2 separate regions of the Homo sapiens genome follow, and region 1 is linked to region 2. A link is a contact called in ENCODE Hi-C data. All regions are on one chromosome and are shown on one strand. Each heading gives the region's core, a stretch centred on a gene start or an enhancer-like site at or near the end of the contact. The rest is flanking DNA. Distances are from core to core; before and after follow the strand shown. Region 1 has its middle 32 kb from the start of ATP8B1. Region 2 overlaps TCF4 (transcription factor 4).

Region 1 (5,494 bases), core at 109-2,608, 2.6 Mb after region 2:
TTACAATCCTCTTACTAGCTACAGAATGCTGATTGGTGCATTTTACAATCCTCTTCTAAGACAGAAAAGTTCTCCAAGTCCCCACTCGACCCAGGAAGTCCAGCTGGCTTCACCTCTCAGAAGGAGTCTCTGAGCAGAAAGGACCAGCTGGTGGAGAACGCACCGAGTTTTATAGTCCAGTTTGAGGAGGTGTTGTCTGATTTACTAGGCCTCACAGATTGGTTCCATCATGTATGACATTTACAAAGCTCTCTGGGAAGGCTTGTCGCCCTACCCTAATCTTCTTATGCAAATGGACTTTCCAGTTGATGGGGGCCATATTATCTGCTTCTTACCGTACACGTGGCTGGCAGAGAAGGCAAGATGGAGCCACCATCTTGAAAAGGTCTAGTCCTTAGTTCCTGCTGGCATTCATCTGTGCAGCAAGCTGCCAGCTTGCTTGTCTATGTCTGCAGCTCAACTTTTATCAGCTGCTCTTTGTTAGAAAATTATTTGGGGCTGCTTTTCATTAAAAGGAAAGCCCTACCAAGGACTCCCATGCCCTTGCTATCTCCCTAAGTAATTCCTTTTTACCTCCTATATCACCACAAGCCAGCTTTCCTGGGAGTCCCCTAGTTTCTCTCCAGGCCCTAGGTCACTTCCTATCACCACTGAATCTGTCAGCATCTTTTTGGTGCACTCAGGCCTCCTGGCTCTCCTCCTCAGTATAGCCTTGAATTAATCACCAACTTATCACATAGTGAACAGATGTAGCCTTTTCCAAATCACTCAGGGTCTTCATTCTGAACCCAAATCACCACTCTGTGCTTTAAAATATCTCTCCCTTGCAGTTTGGTGTGGGTGTAGGACTACATTCTGGCCAATGGAGCTTGAGCAGAAGTGATACATGCAACTTTCAAGTCATGCCCCGTGCCCGTTCTTTTCTTTCTGCAGGAGGGAATACAGATGAATTGGCAGGATCAGGAGCAGCCATGTTGCACCAAGAGAAGATGAAAAAAGCATATGTTGCAGATTGCAAAGTAACTAGGTAAGCATTTGAGTCCCTAAAACTATTCCTGGTATGACTGGTAGCGGCATACTAGCTTGGACTTTTTTGTGTCAGAGAAATAAACCTTCATCTCACTTAAATCAGTATTATTTGGGGCCACTCTCTCTGTAGTAGGAGTGAAACTAGTATCCTAACTAATTTAACTGTCAAAAGAAAAAAAAATATGAGGCGAGAAAATAAGGAATCAAGAAACAAAAGTCAAGTTTTACTCACTTCATAGCTTGGCTCAAAAGCAACTTTAAATATGTGAGAAATGCAACAAATGATAATCATGCATACAGAGAAATTCCTCAAGTGACAAATGCTTTTACTTTCATTTCCTTTCTTGAAAATTGACAGAGTAAGATTCAGATGCATGTACTGACACTCACGTCAGTAACATCGGCTCAGGTTAGACTTTGGTCGTCTTATCCTTCGACTACCTAAGGGACTCATGGCCAGTATATTTTACAACCCCCAGTGCCAGTTACTGAATTCTCACCTGAGAATGAATTCCCTAAGTCTGTAATGTTTCATCATCTTGCAACACAGATAAGCCTGTGTTTAGAGCAGGCTTTTCCATATGAGTCCCTCCTCTTTCACACTGGGGCTGAGTAGAAGGTGATTGACCTGCCTGAGACTTTATCAGTTTGGAGTTCATGTTCCATGTGGTGTTGGAGGGAGCAATGGAGGCTGTGAAATCAGACATCCTGCTTTTTGACAGGGTTGTTTGATGACTCACCCAAGCCATTTTTTATTCTCGGTGCATATTCTAGTTTCCCTTCTCCCGACAGTAGCCTGATGCACCTGTGCTTGCACTGTCCTTAAGCCTGTTGCTATTGTTATGTGGTGTCACTGAGCCCAACACTGCGTGCGTGTGTGTGTGTGTGTGTGTGTGTGTGTGTGTTGAAAGGGGTAGGAAAGTGAGGATGATTTTCAACCATTAAACCCTTAAGGGGCCATCTTCTGAAGCCTGGCATCATCATTTTTGTTCTCAAGAACATTTAAGTCAAAAATAACAAGGTTCCTTTTGCTCATCTTCAAATTATTTTACTTGTTTGATCCAACTGCTAACTAGAAGGTGAATTCTTTCTGCTGTCATTTCATAATTCTAGTGTATTAAAAAGAGATGGGGGCTGGGCACGGTGGCTCATGCCTGTAATCCCAGCACTTTGGGAGGTCAAGGTGGGAGGATCACTTGAGGCCAGGAGTTCAAGACCAGCCTGAGCAACATAGCAAGGCCTCCTACAAAAAATTTTAAAAATTAGCTGGGCATGGTGACACCCACCTGTAGTCCCAGCTGCTTGGGAGGCTGAGGCAGGAGGATTGCTTGAGCCCAGGAGTTTAAGGTTGCAATGAGCTTCAAGTTTTTATACCTTCAATCATACCATTTGTGGCTTAGGAACCCCTAATATATTACATGGAGGGTAATGTAGACACCAAGAAAATGATTGAAAACAATTTATGCCTAAATACATTTGTATTCTTCTTTAGAGAAACCTAGTAGACAAACTAAAAGCTACTAAGCAAATAAATCAAGGTACTGTATTTTACAAAATGACTCAATTTATGCATCATTTAAAGAGTGTGGATCCCTTGGGAACTTTAAACATGGTTGCATTAGTTAAACAGTTGCTTCATTCAGATCCCTCTAGGAACTTGGGCAGCACAAGGGAAGGGGGGCCTCTGTTCCTACTGTGTGGTCCTGGTGATCTGTGTAGGTATCTTCTTTTACCGGGTTAAGTGATAAAAACGGTGTCTTGTGCTCTTTTATCCAAGTCCAAGGAGCATCTTTGTGGGTGTGGGGTTGCAATTATACCTTTCCTCCCTGGGCTGAATCCACAAAGAAGAAGAGAAAAATAACATTTCTGGAGACCTGGCCAAGCCCTGGAATAAAATGGTTGCCTGAGAGAAACTGCAAGTTTGGGAGGCGGGGACTCTTTTCATTGTAACCAAGAGTGGAGTCCTCCATTTCTTTTTCTTTTTTCTTTTTCTTTTTTTTTTTTTTTTTTTTTTTTTGAGACGGAGTCTCACTCTGTCGCCTAGGCTGGAGTGCAATGGCTCAATCTCGGCTCTCTGCAACGTCTGCCTCCTGGGTTCAAGCTATTCTCCTGCCTCAGCCTCTCAAGTAGCTGGGATTACAGGCGCTTGCCACCAGGCCCAGCTAATTTTTTGTATTTTTAGTAGAGATAAGGTTTCACCATGTTGGCCAGGCTGGTCTCGAACTCTTGACATCAGGTGACCCACCCACCTTGGCCTCCCAAAGTGCTGGGATTACAGGTGTGAGCCACCGCGCCCGGCCTCCTCCATTTCTTTTACTTTCCTTTAGTCAATAATGGAGACAGTGAAGGCATAAAAGTGTTCATGCTAAAGACCATTTTGAAAATCCAGCCACTTCCTGTCTGTTACACTCCAGCTGCCTATGTCCTCATCGTGTAATGGGAGGGTCACTCTAGAAGAGGAATGGGCCACCGACTGTCTAATGTGACCATCCTCCTGCTGAACTTGGGGAAAATGTCACTTTTTGCTCTGAACCCAGACCTAACCTCTGGATCTTGCTCTATGCCATGCTCCAGAAAGCCACCACTATCAATGTGAGTTGCCACAAAAATTCAATTTTTTGTTTAATAGACTTAGGATCTTCAGTGAAACTTATGGCCATCCCCAGTGGTCACTTCCATCTCTAACATCTCACGACTTTATGAAAATAAAACAACCAGCTATCATCAGGGAGAGAACACAGAGTTAGGAGTTAGTGGATAAGGGTGAGGGTCATGGGTGAGTTACTTCCCTTCTCAAGCCCCCTACTCTCTCCTTCAGATCTACATGTTACTGTCTCAGGCCAGGTTCCCTGACCATCCTGTTTGCAGTGACAACTGTTGCCCCCCACCTCTAAGTACTCCCTACCCCACTTCCCGTTTTATATCTGATCATTAGCATTTGTGATGGTTAATTTTATGTTTCATCTTGACTGGGTCATGGGGTTCCCAGATACTTGGCAAAACGTCATTTCCAATTCTGTCTATGAGTGGATCACCCTCCTCAATGGGCTGTTGAGGGCTTTAAGGCAGAGGAAGGGAGAATTTGGCCTTTTTTTTTTGGAGACAGAGTCTCACTCTGTCACCCGGGCTGGAGTGCAGTGGTGCGATCTTAACTCACTGCAACCTCTGCCTCCCAGGTTCAAGCGATTCTCCCGCCTCAGCCTCCCAAATAGCTGGGATTACAGGCACATGCCACCATGCCCAGCTAATTTTTGTATTTTTAGTAGAGATGGGGTTTCACCATATTGGCCAGGCTGGTCTCAAACTCCTGAGCTCAAGTGATCCACTTGCCTCGGCCCCCTAAAGTGCTGGGATTACAGGCGTGAGCCACCTCGCCCAGCCCTGAATTTGGTCCTTCTTTTCTGCCAGATGACTTGAGCTGGAATATCACTCTCTCCTTCCCTCAGACTGCAGTTTACATCATCAGCTCCCCTGGTTCTCAGGCCTTTGGACTCAGATTGAATGATACCCCTGGCTTTCCCCAGCTGCCAGCTTGCAGATGGCAGATGGTGGGACTTCTCGGCCTCCACAATCACATAAGCCAATTCCTTATGATAACTCTCCTTCTCTTTCTCTCCTCTCCCCTCTCTATTTTGAGCTGATTATTTTGGGAAACTGCAACCACAGGAGAAGCTCTGAAAACAGAGTGGAAGTTACCTTATCATCCACATTACCCCAGGAGGACAGGATGACTCTAAGTCACTGGAGACAGTTATCCTTTATTGATGGAGAAGGCACTGACTTAAATCTCCATAACAAATCTTACTCTTATTTGCCAGTTTTTCCTGAGCATAATCAACTTTCCCTACACCCTTCTTTTTGTTTCAGCAGACATGGCATTTAAGTGTGAGTTCAAAGCCACCTCTTTGAAATTTACCAATTTCTCTGGGTATCTCCCTGTATACTACACGAGGTATACATGTTAATAATCTTCTGTTTATTTGTCTCTTTTTAATCTGTTTTTTGTTACAGTGGCCCATCCCAACTAAGAATTATGAAAGATTGAGAGAAAATTATCTATTTCCCTACATTTATAGTAATGTAAATAGCATAGCCACTCTGGAAAATATCAGTTTCTTAAAAAGCTAAACACTTGGCCAGGCACAGTGGCTCACATCTGTAATCCTAACACCTTGGGAGGCCAAGGCGGGCAGATCACCTGAGGTCAGGGGTTTGAGACCAGGCTGGCCAACATGTCAAAACCCCGTCACTACTAAAAAATACAAAAATTAGCTGGGAGTGATGGCAGGCGCCAATAATCCCAGCCATTCAGGAGGCTGAGGCAGGAGAATGGCTTGAACCTCGGAGGCGGAGGTTGCAGGGGGCAAAGATCGCGTCACTGCACTTCAGCCTGGGCGGCAGAGCAAGACTCTGTCTCAAAAAAAAAAAAAAAAAAAATAGGCCAGGCACAGTGGCTCAAGCCTGT
Region 2 (5,526 bases), core at 2,902-5,401:
CTTCCATCTGTTTTCAAATAAATAGAAATTTGATACATAGCAAAACGGGGTATTCGTCTCACAGTCCTACAGTACACCAAACAAACAAACAAAAATTTCCACAACAGGTCTGGCTAACAAGGAGAGAAAATATTTTTAATGTTTTAAATAACATATATTCTCCACATATTTAAAAGTCTGTGTTCACACTAAAAAAAGTGAACTGGTATGCTACTAAAAGTCAATATGGCCTCGAATTCCAGAGATAAAGTAAGTCTACATATTCATGAAGCTTATCTCTACTGCCTTAAACACTGGTATTTTTATCTACAAAAGAGAAGAACAAAGAGTATTGTGAATAATAAAAGACATATATTACAGTATACAATTCAAAGCCAGCTTTCTTTAACATGTATCATTGGAAGGTATCTTGCCTTTAGAACTAAGTGATAAAATGGGATTTCCAGGATTCTTGTGGTCTTCAGTATTAACAGAATGCCTAGCACTTGGGGTATGTTGTATTTACTAAAGCCTCAACATTAGCAAATAGACATAGTATCTAAATAAAACCTATTAAAGTTCTGAGGGAAGATTGTTTTTCACTATTTTGTGAAATAAGAAAAGGAAAGGTTAAATCACCCAATGAATCCAAGCAAAACTTCATTAAACAGGTATATAATTTCAAAGACTTTCCAGCCCCATTCTTGAACTAAGAGAGCCTTCTTTCTTACAAATGTGTTGTCATCACCTTCCACACTTGTAAAATGCAGTAGTGGGGTCGGATCTTCAGTGGTCCAATTCTATGGCTTTTCCAGGTCATAATTTAATTCTCCTGACCTCTGCTTAGCATAGCTAATTTATGCTTGTTATTTTCATATATTTATATGTTGAGTTTGTCAGATGAGTTTTCTTTTTTGTTTTGAGATGGAGTCTTGTTCTGTTGCCCAGGCTGGAGTGCAGTGGCACAATCTCGGCTCACTGCAACCTCTGCCTTCCGGGTTCAAGCAATTCTCCTGCCTCAGCCTCCTGAGTAGCTAGGATTACAGGCACACGCCACCACGCCAAGTAATTTTCGTATTTTTAGTAGAGACAGGGTTTCACCATGTTGGTCAGGCTGGTCTCGAACTCCTGACTTCATGAACCACCCACCTTGGCCTCCCAAAGTGCTGGGATTACAGGACTGAGTCACGGTGCCCAGCCGATAATGTTTTGATATATACTTTATTTGGTTTACAAAACCCACACCCATATTTATTTGTTAATTGCTAAAATACTGAAAGAAATCTGGCACATGATAAGAAGAACACAATTATCTCGTGACAAAATAAACTTCCATATCACAAAGTTATGATATTAAAATACATGAGTCATTAGTACTCATGATAGGTATTGTATAAGCAAGTTCTTTGAAATGAGGGTCTGACATCATACAATTGGACCACTGGGAGCAGCTCAGATATCAAGAGTATTAAAAATATTTAATATAAGATAAAATACAACAAATTATATCTAGTGTGAAAATGAGAAGAATTTCTGCATTAAGGAGTCCTTTAAAAACTAAAAACATGGATTGCAGGCATGCACCACTATGCCTGGCTAAGGCAGGAGAATCGCTTGAACCTGGGAGGCGGAGGTTGCAGTGAGCCGAGATTGAGATTGCGCCATTGCACTCTAGCCTGGGCAACAGGATCAAAACTCTGCCTCAAACAACAAGAACAACAAACAAACCTAAAAACCATTCTAAAGAGAAAATAATAATGATGTGAAATATAGATGATACTAACCTTTTTTCAGTATGTATTACCATGGTATTTGGGGGTACTTATCTTTTTTTTTTTCCTAGAAGCGATATTTCTTTTCATTATTATATACCTAAAAATTAGATCTATCAGTCAAAATAATCTGTGATATCTGCTTGATTTGAATATAGATTTTCACAAAAAGTTCAGAGCTACATTGGAAAAATCACATTATCTAACAAAGAACCTAAGCCAAAAAAGAACAAGATATTGCTTCACTACAGATAATATCTGCTACAGTAGTGGCTTTCAAAAGATTAATTCTTCCTTTAAACAACTTTAAAATGAAGATTACAAATAATATATATATTTTTATGAAACTAAACAAAGTATTGAAAACCAATACAAATATTTTAGGAGCATTTAAAAACTAAATATATACGCCCCAAAAATCACACGTTAGAAGAGGCAAGATATTATGACCAATCTGATTTCTTTAGAACTACACCTTTCTAACTAAACATTCTATCAGTGCCTGTTTTATGCAGGGAGATATTATGACTCAGGAAATAGAATTAAAAATAGAATCAACTTCTTACCTCATCGCGTCATGAAAATATTTCAGAAAACTACAAAGGCTACCCATGGAAACCACTGATAAGAACAGACTATTTTTTAACATGAAGCGATTTTACCTTGCAACAGCTGGAGTGCCAAACCCAAGGGCTTAAATTTCAAAGCAGTTTACTGGGGCCAGTTTGCCCTTTCACTTGGAATGCCTTTTGTTCTGGTCCAGGAAACACTGGAGAAGCTACATTTTCTAGATTGCCTGAACATGTTAAGCTACATGAGTCTTTCTCTTACAGATTTCTCTTTTTATTTGTGTGACAGATATAACAAAGGGTATAACTGGAAAAGAAATATATTTTAATTCTCAAGTGGCAGAATTTTTTTTTTTTTTTTGCATTGAGAAGTGGGCCATGTTTAGCAAGATACATTAAAGCTGAAAATGTGGGTTTGATGTAACAGGACTTGATTACTCTTTGAGGCCCAAGATTTTTGTCAATTCATATTAGAGATGATCAAAATGTCCATGTAACAGAAAGATGAAAACTAATGCATTTGCTTGGTAAAGACTTTATCGATTTCTAATTTTGGCTCTAATCAATTTATCTTGCCCAAGAGAAATATAATCAGTCCCTAAGTAGAGCTGTAACATACAAATATGAATGGAAGATGAGCAGTTATTAAGAGGAACTGTAATTTTTGTAGGAGGCTTCGACACTGCCTGCCACCCAAGTATTGTTCAGATGGCTTGAACACAGGTGGTGTTGCTGGCTAGAAGATGAAGCAGAAAGAAAGGTTTTGTATCTTGGGTTACATGCTAGACCACCCTCTGTCTCAGCCTCAGCTTTGGGGAAATGTTCATTCCCATTAGAACACACCCTCAACAAAACACTGGGATGAGTGGTGCCTTGGGATCAACTACTAAAAATCAGAATTTGGAAAATGTGTTGCCCCTTTAATGCACACCCATCATCTAAGGCTGGGAACATCATGAAGGCATCAAAAGAATAAGCAGCACAATTCACACTGTGTTTGCCTGAGAGAAGATGACTGCTTTCAAAGTAGGTTTTTCTAAACTGTGTCCGAGTGACCCTCGTGTTATTAAACCATTAGAAACAGCATAACAATGCCATGTGCTTATCTATAAAGATGACAAAAAGAAGGAACATTTCCAGCACTCCTACTACAACCATTTTAAAATACAAACGCAAGTATATAGACTACAATGCACTATTTTTTAACAGGAGGGATTCCTAGGAATTCAGGGGGAAGTTGGGCTTCCTGATCGTGCACAGGAAATGGAGGAGATTTAAATCAAACTAGTTTATTGTTCTCTGCTGGTGGTCTTGGTAACTAAGATGCCTTCACATTGCTGGATACAATTCTTATTACTCTTATGCTCTGTGCTTGTTCATCGCCTGACTACTTCAAGGCTCAATATTCTTGTAAAATATAAAGTGAACATTATGTGACTACTCTAATAATAAAATTACTGTGAAACCAAGTCCTCAAAGAGAAAAGGACATAATGTTTCTACTAGACAAGCCACATACTAACATGTCATTCGAAGTTAAAGTTCTAAGCCAGATTAATTCATGAACCAGATAGATATTCCAGGGTAATCTTTAGCATATGGTGTATTAAATCAATCTTGGTAGTCTGTTCCTTCAACCCTGTTTGGTTTGAGGTTTAAAAACGTGGAAAAGACCACGTATTAGAATGCAGGCCAGTTAAAGACTAATAAAACAATAATAGTTATTATAACCATTATGTTAGTTATATGACCAGTTCTCTCTGAGGGCAAGGGAGTGTGTGTAGCCTCAAACCACAAAGGGTCACACCCTGTGAATGTATACAGATGGTATGTCCCAATGGGGAGACGACGCATTCTCACCCTTGAGCAGTCTCAGTGGTCTGTGCTATGGTAGGAGGTCCTCTTACTTCTTTCCATCAGGAAGGGCTACTGGATATTATTGCAAATAGGAAGGAAGTATGTGGCTAACCAAATGTGTATGGTTAATATCCTGCAGACATTCCTATTCTCTATAGCTGGTATCTAATAACTTACTACACTTCCTCCTCCGTATGTATGCTCAGATGCAGAGGCACTGAACTGCACTGCTTCTGAGAATACCCAGTGGCATAACATTGAAAAAGTTTGAAGAACTGAGTAGAAGGTGCTGATGCTGGTAACTCCCAAAGACCCCTGACAGCTTCTTTCCTTAACTGGGTGCGCCACCAGCTGAACTACTGTGAATCCATGCTGTGTCCCATACATTATATTCCTCTAATTGGAGGGCTAATTAGATGACCTTTTCAATTCAGAAAGGTCTAATATGATCTCCAGAGTTTGCCAGCAAGGCTTGAGAAAAGTAGTGGACTGTATGCAATGAGTAAAATACCTTGTTCTACAATTCTCTTGAAAATCCATGGATGAATGTGTCATGAAAAAAAAAAAATCTCTCATTAATGTAATCCAAGTAAGCTTTATCCTTCTTATGGATTTCTCAAAAAATGATATTGGGTATTATAGGGCAAAAGAAAACAAAACAAGAAACACCTGGTCACTCCCCCAAGCCAAACAAACAGCAAACCTCAGTGGGCATCTTCCACCTTTGAGATGCAGAGAACAGAAGAAGAAAGGGAATGTGGTTACAGAGAGGTTCCCTTCCGAGAGTTCTAGAGCTTGTATCTCACCCCACATGCACTGCGTTGTTCTAGTGTCAGTTCAGGACAACTGCTGACCACCAGAAAGACATATTATAACATGACACTGAGACGAAGGGCAGCAGCCCTCTTCTGAACTGAAAAAGCAGCTTCCTAAGACATCAACACCATGTATGAAAAGACTGCACTGTCTTGCAACTTTTTACCAGGAAAACGTGAAAAATGTGATGTCCATGTGTTAGTGCTCGAACCCCATTCTTAAGGCATTAGTATTGCTTACAGTCATTTTCTACAGAATCGTGTGTAATCTCAAACATGTGTCAGGCTATGTGTTCCCTATTTGCCAATTATTTAATTAGCTCTGTTTGTTCTTTGAGATACAGGCAACGTAATATTTCTTTACTTCCTGCGTTTCAGAATGAGTGAGTATATGCCAAATATTTTCAAAAGTCTGCAGATGTATCCTATTAATCCATACTGTTTGTTAGGGTAGTATCACTAACATCAGAAGAGAAAGCTTCTCTTCTTGTTATACAGACACGCTGCCATCACTGACTTCTACCACACTCAAAAA

What was found. Hi-C counts contacts between places; a loop is a spot of excess contacts on that map. Pooled maps may share reads with other maps.
Region 1: a map with no recorded cell type shows a loop between it and region 2 (8-fold over the local background). The contact joins two enhancer-like sites. A Hi-C loop is called at or near these places in 4 of 37 single-sample maps with no recorded cell type and 4 of 50 pooled maps.

What each region holds. Positions count from the first base shown.
Region 1 is chr18:57,832,178-57,837,671 of GRCh38, forward strand. No RefSeq gene overlaps it. Among named protein-coding and RNA genes, the nearest start is that of ATP8B1, 32 kb to the left of the region's middle. RefSeq lists a silencer at 600-894 and enhancers at 1,272-1,471, 1,512-1,601, 1,642-1,691. Within about 2 kb of position 1,359, at least 6 of the 41 ENCODE cell types and tissues checked have a DNase peak (open chromatin) inside an H3K27ac peak, as active enhancers do.
Region 2 is chr18:55,261,925-55,267,450 of GRCh38, forward strand. All of the region lies in intron 11 of TCF4 (transcription factor 4), which reads right to left. Among named protein-coding and RNA genes, the nearest start is that of LINC01929, 140 kb to the left of the region's middle. RefSeq lists enhancers at 2,216-2,495, 4,838-4,947. Within about 2 kb of position 4,152, at least 4 of the 41 ENCODE cell types and tissues checked have a DNase peak (open chromatin) inside an H3K27ac peak, as active enhancers do.